Regions from separate parts of the Mus musculus genome. Here regions 1 and 2 are each linked to region 3. The links are chromatin loops, found by intact Hi-C in ENCODE. Cell type or tissue: left cerebral cortex. All regions are shown on one strand.

The links. Peaks named below come from ENCODE experiments on the same cell type or tissue, not always from the same donor. Only the 100,000 strongest peaks of a DNase experiment are listed, where the experiment ranks them.
Region 1: it touches region 3 in a loop (2.7-fold over the local background); 5 of 42 quality-filtered maps call a loop at or near these places.
Region 2: it touches region 3 in a loop (2.2-fold over the local background); 5 of 42 quality-filtered maps call a loop at or near these places.

Annotation. Positions count from the first base shown.
Region 1 is chr4:102,310,939-102,313,438 of GRCm38, forward strand. All of the region lies in intron 1 of Pde4b (phosphodiesterase 4B, cAMP specific), which reads left to right. Among named protein-coding and RNA genes, the nearest start is that of Gm52669, 36 kb to the right of the region's middle. In left cerebral cortex, no CTCF peak of the experiment used is centred here; no DNase peak of the experiment used is centred here.
Region 2 is chr4:102,320,502-102,323,001 of GRCm38, forward strand. All of the region lies in intron 1 of Pde4b (phosphodiesterase 4B, cAMP specific), which reads left to right. Among named protein-coding and RNA genes, the nearest start is that of Gm52669, 26 kb to the right of the region's middle. In left cerebral cortex, a CTCF peak has its summit at 1,032 (motif pointing left); no DNase peak of the experiment used is centred here.
Region 3 is chr4:102,480,214-102,482,713 of GRCm38, forward strand. The region is part of intron 1 of Pde4b (phosphodiesterase 4B, cAMP specific); the gene reads left to right. Among named protein-coding and RNA genes, the nearest start is that of Gm52668, 34 kb to the right of the region's middle. In left cerebral cortex, a CTCF peak has its summit at 1,073 (motif pointing left); a DNase peak (open chromatin) is centred at 1,058; H3K27ac peaks cover 461 bases.

The sequences.
Region 1 (2,500 bases), 170 kb before region 3:
ATATTGCAGGATTAATGGGCATATTCTTTTCCCAGTGTTTTGTTTTAACTACTGATCCTGTATGCATTATACAAAAGTCATGGAAAAAATAGAACAGGACTCAAATTTCAAGTTTTGCCTTCCATAACAATATTATTTTAAGTATATAAAATAATATTAAAAATACATTCAAAAGATGTGGTACTGTCAAACCTGTTTTCCAATGTGGTAGCCACCAGTCACATTTGTGATCATAGAATGCTTAGAATGTAGCTAGCTCAAACTGGGTGCTCTAGACCTACTGCAAAAGAAAAAGATCTTAGGTGGGCATGCTAGTATATATGTACCTTTATTCCTAGCCCTCAGGAGGCAGAGGAAAAGAGGGAAGGAGGGAGGGAGGGAGGGAGGGAGGGAGGGAGGGAGGGAGGGAGGGAGGGAGGGAGGGAGAAGGGAGACAGGCAAAGAGGCAGGAAGGCAGGGAGGCAGGGGACAGGAGGGCAGAGAGGGGCAGAGGAGCAGAGGTAGGTGGGTCTCTTCGAGTACAAGGTCATCCTGGTCTACATAGTGAATCCCAGGCAAGCCAAAGGAATTAATGTGAGACCTTGGCCACAGAAACAAAGAAATAAAAACATCTGAAAATGTCTCATGATAAATTTTCTATCGCATGTTTATGAAAATGAGACTGTTTAAATATATGTACTACGTAAAATGATTATTAAGATAATTCTTTTCATTTCTTTTTATTATTCAACTAAGGCCACTGGGATGATTTACAAATCATGCACTTGTTTTGTCTCTGCTGGGCAGGGCAGTTCTCTAATGAGGCTGGCCATTGTGTGGTAGGAGAATATAGAAAACTGTACGTGGGTACCTAAAAAACAGGTGCAAGTTAGGTCTTTCTGAAGCTACTCTGTCCTGGTTCTTGCATGTCTTTTAAATAGAGAATATCATGAGTGACAAATAGCAAGAGAAAGAGGAGAATATCACCCTACACCATCAAAGGAAGTGAACAAATCTGACAGAGGGATGGGGGATGGGCACCACATTCTGGCAGCAGTAACCAGGTTCTTTGTCCTTCTTTATCAGGAAATATCTAGAAACTGTCCTTTGAAAATGATACAGCCTTTTTAATCCCCAGATAAAGGTGACATGGATCTCTCAGGAATAAAACGAATTCTCAGGAATATGAGAATGACAGAATTCAACCTTATCTAAATGAAGAAGGGAAGCTTGGGCAGGGTGGAGCACAAATCCCAACTTCCCTTGTCTTTGAACTTGACAGTGGCCAGAGTTACTGGGTATTGTAGAATTTATCACTGTGTGGCAGCACTGTTCACGAAGCATGGAGAAGTGGTTGTGTCAGGGCCATTTTTTAGAAGGTGAGTTCTGCCTCGATTCTCAATAAGAATAAAGGAAGTTCTACTTCCTTTCTGTTTTGTTTGCTGGTACATATGTGTGCTATACACATGCCTTGCTCCCAAAGAGATCAAACAGGGCCTCAGATCCTCTAGAACCGGAGTTTTGAATGTTTGTGAACCACTATGTGGATACTGGGCACTGAACCCAAGTTCTCTGCAAAAGTAAAAAGTGTTCTTAAATACAGAGCCATCTCTCCAGCTCTAAAATAAATCTTTAAAAAGAGCATATTAAAACGTACTAGTTTGGGGCTGGAGAGGTGGCTCAGCAATTAAGAGCACTGGCTGATCTTCCAAAAGACCCAGGTTCAAATCTCAGCACCCATATAGTTTCCTGTTGAATAGGCTGTAGACAGACAGAAAGACAAACCACATGAAAGATAGATATAGGTGGAGAGAGTTGGGTCATAGTTTTCTACCTTTTTACCCGATTTAAGTTCTTTTTTTTTTTCTTCTTTTCTTACAAGGCTTAGCTGAAAAGCACTATGATATTGTGTGGAACTGGTGCAAACTAGTATTACCTCCTATCATCTGAGTCTTACTATTTTCCCCAAGCTGATACATGAACAGAAAGCATGACCTGGGTCTTAGCAAAAAGGGAGAGTGTGGCAATAGCCTTTGCTGCTTATGAGCCTCTGCCTCAGAGAGAAGTTCCTAATTAGCTCCAGTTTGAGACAGGCACACAAGGTGCATTCATTTCCCCAAATGGGTCTTTATATGTACAGAAGCTGAGGCAGGAGGTTGCTTTTTTTTTTTTTTTGTCTAGTTTTGCAAAATGTTAAATATTTGGGCATTTTTATTTGGTAATTGTTAATATTCTATGCCCTGACCCATAGAAGAGGGATCATTTTGTCCAAGTTCACAAATCTAAACACTATAAAATTTTCATTAAAATAAAAAGGAGATAATCAAGATTTTTTTTCTAAAAAATAAAATGCACTTCTCTACACCACAGATGAAATTCATTGAGCTAATCACAGACTCTGTAGAAGCTAATATGCTTACCTGAGTGTCAGGCCATCCCATAAAATCTTAGAGAGCTCACTAGTTTGAAAAACACTGAGAGAGACAGTTTGGCGTTGTAGAGAATTCTCTCCAAGCACTGA
Region 2 (2,500 bases), 160 kb before region 3:
CTCCCTTCCCGCTATGTTAAATGTTTCATCCTATATTCTTGTGGGTATGCTTCCTCTTCCTTCTAGCAACTACAGAGATGTGTGGATGACATAGACATATGTATAGATATAGAGGTATAGATAAAAAGTAGAAGTAATTTGCATATTTGTTTGCCTAAACATAAAATATGTGCAAACCATTTGCTTTTATTTGCATTTATTTGCAGGTTCTGTGCTGAATTTCTTCAGGTTCCATGCCGTTCTTGGGTGTAATATGAATTCCACTCCTTCTCCCTCCCTTCATTACCCAAATATACATCAACTAAACATGTAGACACATGTGAGAATCATGTAGACTCAGTGAGATTCAGACAGGGCTGTGAATTGAACACACTGAATTATCTTTCCTTTTGTCCTAATGATTTCAGTCCTAATGTGCTTTTAATCTACTCTGTTTCACTGTAATTCTGCAAATTAACCCTTGTGTCATTGGTTATTTGGAAAGAAAAGGCTTGCCCTGAAGTGTTGTAAATATCTTGAGTAGTAGTTATTGTACAAAATTCCTAAGTGTTCAAAGATAAAAATAATATTCAACATAAGTAGGAAATAATTGGGCTTCTTTTTGTTGAACAAACAAAGCTGATTTTGACTTTGCATTTAACTGCTACACTTTGACACTAGCTTTGTTGACATGGCAATGTAGATGCAGTGCATCTGCATTCAGGAAAGTGTAAATTAAAATTCAAAGCCCTGGGTAGATTTTTATATTCCTCAAAAGCTGCAGAATATAACTATTCGTGGAAGTACCATTTGGCTTTCTTCATCTTAAAAAGTAACTTTTTCATGCCAGCCAACTTTTGGTTTACACACACACCTACATGCACACACACACACGCATATATATATATATATATATATATATATATATATATATATATATTTTTTTTTTTCCTGAGATGGGTTTCTATGTAGCTATTTACTACATAGACCAAGCTAGCCTCGAGTTCAATGAATTCTACCTCCCCCTGCTGGAATTACAGGCATAAGCCACCACACCTGGCTAATGACTTCATATTTGTAGCTTTATTTTCCTATTGTTTGTATATGTTTTGCCTGTATATGTGTATATGCACCATGTGCATGCCTGGTAGCCACAGATGCCAGAAGATGGCATCAGAACCCCAAGAACTGTAAGTATAGATGGTTGTAAACCACCATGTAAGGGCTAGGAATCGACACCAGATCTAGCACCAACTTCATATTTTAAAATTCAAATCATATTCAACTCTCCCCTAAATAGTCTAAATTTTAATAGTACTGAATTTGAAATGGATCTTATAATCGAGTTTGACCCACTTTTACCTTATTAAATTAAATTAGTTTCATATTTTGTAACCAATTCACATATTTGGATTGAGAAAATATAATCATGATTTCTTATGTTAATAGCTAGTTCACTGTGAAAAGAATTTCAGATAAAAATATAGAACTTTTATTTAAATATAGTATATAATATAAAGTATACTCCCCATAAAACTATTTTAATCTATACTAAATGGAAGCATTGGATGTAAGGGGAGAAAGAAGATAAATCTATCATCATAGAGAATGAAGAGCCAGGTGAGATCAGGACACAGATATTCTCCACTGTTTTGGTTCATCTTCCTTTATCAGAAAAGTAGATAACTTCAGCTTTATAGTAGATATAAGAGTATATCCTGCGGTTTAGTTAGCTATAAGTAAATTCTGCTTCAAAGTGCAGCTAAATCTTTTGAATTAAAAATTGTGATGCTCTTGTAAGGTCCTAAATGAGGCTTTTTTTTTTTTCAAGTATATCAGAAATTCATACAATTTTGAATTCTACAGACAGGTGCCAGGAGTCTCAGAACCCTGCTGAGAAGCACAGGAAGAGTGCCTGCTGAGCCAGTGGTGTCCTATCTAGAACTAATTTCCAGGGACGGCGATTTCTATTTGATGATGCTCTATTCTTACTTGGTTTCTGCTGAATCATAAAGTTGTATCGGGAGTAAAGTTCTGGTGGCTAGTTTCGTCAACATCCTGCACAATTCCTATTGTTGTGTGTTTGGTGGCCAATTAAACGATAATTTTCTGTGGGCATCTTCCTGTTCACATGATACCATTCACAATGTTTCCTCTATTCTGAAGTCCCAGTTGGGACTTATTTCCATGTGATGAAATCCTAGTCAAACCTTAATGTACAACTCAATTGTCACCCTCTGATTCCATTATTTCTATTTAAAACTCTTTTTATTTAATTACAATATAATTATATCATCCCTCCTTCTACTTCCAACCTCTCCTTTGTCATCCCCTCCCCTTTAAATTCATGGTCTCTTATTTTACTTATTTATTTATTTTGTTACATATTCATTTGAATAAATACAAATGCTACCTGCTGAGTTCATTCAGTGTTTCTGTGCATTTTTTTTTTAAGGCACAGCACTTGGAATTAGATAACCATTTAGCAAGTATATCTCCAGGGTCAATAATTTTCTTGATT
Region 3 (2,500 bases):
TGGTTGTGTGAACAACATTCCCACATATATATAATATGTGTACAAACTCTAGACACTGATGCTCCTAGGGTGGCATTCTCAGGTGTTGTGGGGAGGATGGGGAAGGAAGGTTAATGTCAGAGGATTAGATCAGCTCGACTCAAGTACTCCACTGCAGTCTTTGACTGACAAACATTTTGACCCAAGTGGATCGGCCTGTCAGATAAGAGATGTCAACTGTGGGATTCTTGCATTCATCCAACAACTATGTATGTGTGTTCTGATATGAGAGTCAGCTCCAGGTTCTAGAAATACAGAAATGAATTAAGGCATAAGTCTTGCTTCTAGGAGGCTGTGGTCTGAAGGAAGAAAGATCACTAAGCCCAGGAAGACAGTCCAACATGACAAACTCTGAGACAAAAATGCCTTGTGGAGGAAAGGGCCTAGGGCACAGATTATATAACAGTATAATAATAAAAAAAAAAGAGGTCACTTCAAATGAAGTTGTATACTTTAGAGCCTTCGTTCTTTCCCTCTTTCAAATAGGTCACAAGGAATAAGCCTAGCAAACTGTGAGGATTAAATGATGCAGATGATGCTCGGTGAGTTGCTTTAAAAAAGACAGCAGAAGGAAAAGCGGAGCTCAGTCCCCAGGGCAGTGTGCAGCTCTGCTGACCCGAGCGCTTAAATCTTTTTTCATAGAGTTTGTCTTTCCAGTGGGAAGATTTGTTAGAGTCCGTCAAAGGAACTCAGCTAGAGACCGTTTCCACTGAATCAGAACTGACCTATCCCTAGGACTCTGCTTTATGGCTCTTCATTACAGACAGCAGGCTTGTGCAGGTAATTGGGAGTCAGGACAGCATCCCCCTAGGGACAATGGCAAGGCCATTCAGTGGCCTCCCAGTTCAGCTTGAATTCCTGAAGGCAGAGCTGCTCCTGGTTTAATCAAAGGCTTCATGCACACCTTGCACTTCTCTTCTTTATCTCTGATTTTTTTCCTTCCAGGCTCAGGAAGTTTGACTTCTCATCTTCCTTCAAGGGCTTAAATTGGAGGCCAGGAAACCATGAGAAACAGTGGTGCCTTCTGCCATCTGCTGGCTCCTTCTTGTCACCAGCCCAAAGTTGGCTTAGCAAAGATTCCAAGGGATGAGAGGCGACACTGTCAGAGGAGGTGTGAGGCAGATGATGACCCTGCTTTACCACAAAGCCTACTGAAGCTGGTAGTGTGGTACTCCATAAGCTTGTTTTAGGGAAAACACAATTGTGTTTCTTTCAGATTTTATTCTTACATCATTACCACATCAGACTCATCAAGGAAAGTCACATTCTTTATGGATCCATTTGAAGGCAACAACAGAAGTCAATGCTAAAGATGACAGAAGCAAGGGTAGGGAGTGAGAAGGAGAAAGAGGCCAGGAGAAACATGTTTCAGTGGATGCCAGTAGTCTTTAATTGGTTCAGGAAACACTTTTTTCCCAAAGGATCTGTTATTTGCAAGATTCTGACCCAAATATCTGGGACACAAAAACAGGTAATATTGCCTCCCTTGACTATGACAATGCATTGGGAAGCATTCAAATAAATGGAGAATTAAACAGAGACCTGCAGGTATTCTCATGCTATAGTTAGTCCAGCATATCCATGGGTTTTAGGATGTAGTCAATCGTGGCTAGAAAACAGTTGGGGAAATATGTATCTGTAACAAATATGTACAGACTATATTTTCTTACTGTGCCTTAAAGAATGGAGTATAGTAACTGTGTACCTAAATTTGCGTTGCATTTTATATAATACATAAGCCCTAAAATGATTGGAGTTACACAGGAGGAGCTGTGGAGATTACATGTCAATACTAAGCCATTTCATAAAAGGGACCTAAGCACCCACATCTTTGGGGTTTGGAATGGGATGGGTGTTTCTGGAATTGAGCTCTTGGGAACAGCAAAAACAATTGTTCTACATAAAGAACTGTGAGGGAGCACAGAGGAGAGGCGGCCATCAGTGTGGCACTGCGGTGCCAGAGAGGATCCCTGGAAAAGGTGATCCAAGATGATATTAGAATAGAGCCTTGTACTAGAGGCAGCAGTGGGAAAGGCTGCCAGTTCCAGGAATGTCACTACTGCCCAAGCAGCAGAGATCTCCCACTAAGCAGAAAACAGCTGTTAAAGCTTTAGATATTAGACAAAATTCCCTTGGCTGTGTAGGGATGCCAATGGGACCAGGAGAAGCAGGCCCAACCAAGTAGAGAGGCTGCATACAATGCTCTGGAGATGGGTGAGCAAGCCTGCTAGGATAGGTCTCTTGTCCTGGAAGGAAGGTGTCTTTAACCAGTCCTCGTGTTGGACATGGACAACCTCTTCCTTACAAGCATATGGCTACTCACAAAGTCAGAAATGTATATGCTGCATCCTCCAAATTCACCTGAAATGTCAATGTAACTTCACGAATGGTAGATGTTCAACCTTAACTACACCAGCACCAGTACTACTTGGAATCACAAATACAGTCACCAAACGTAAGA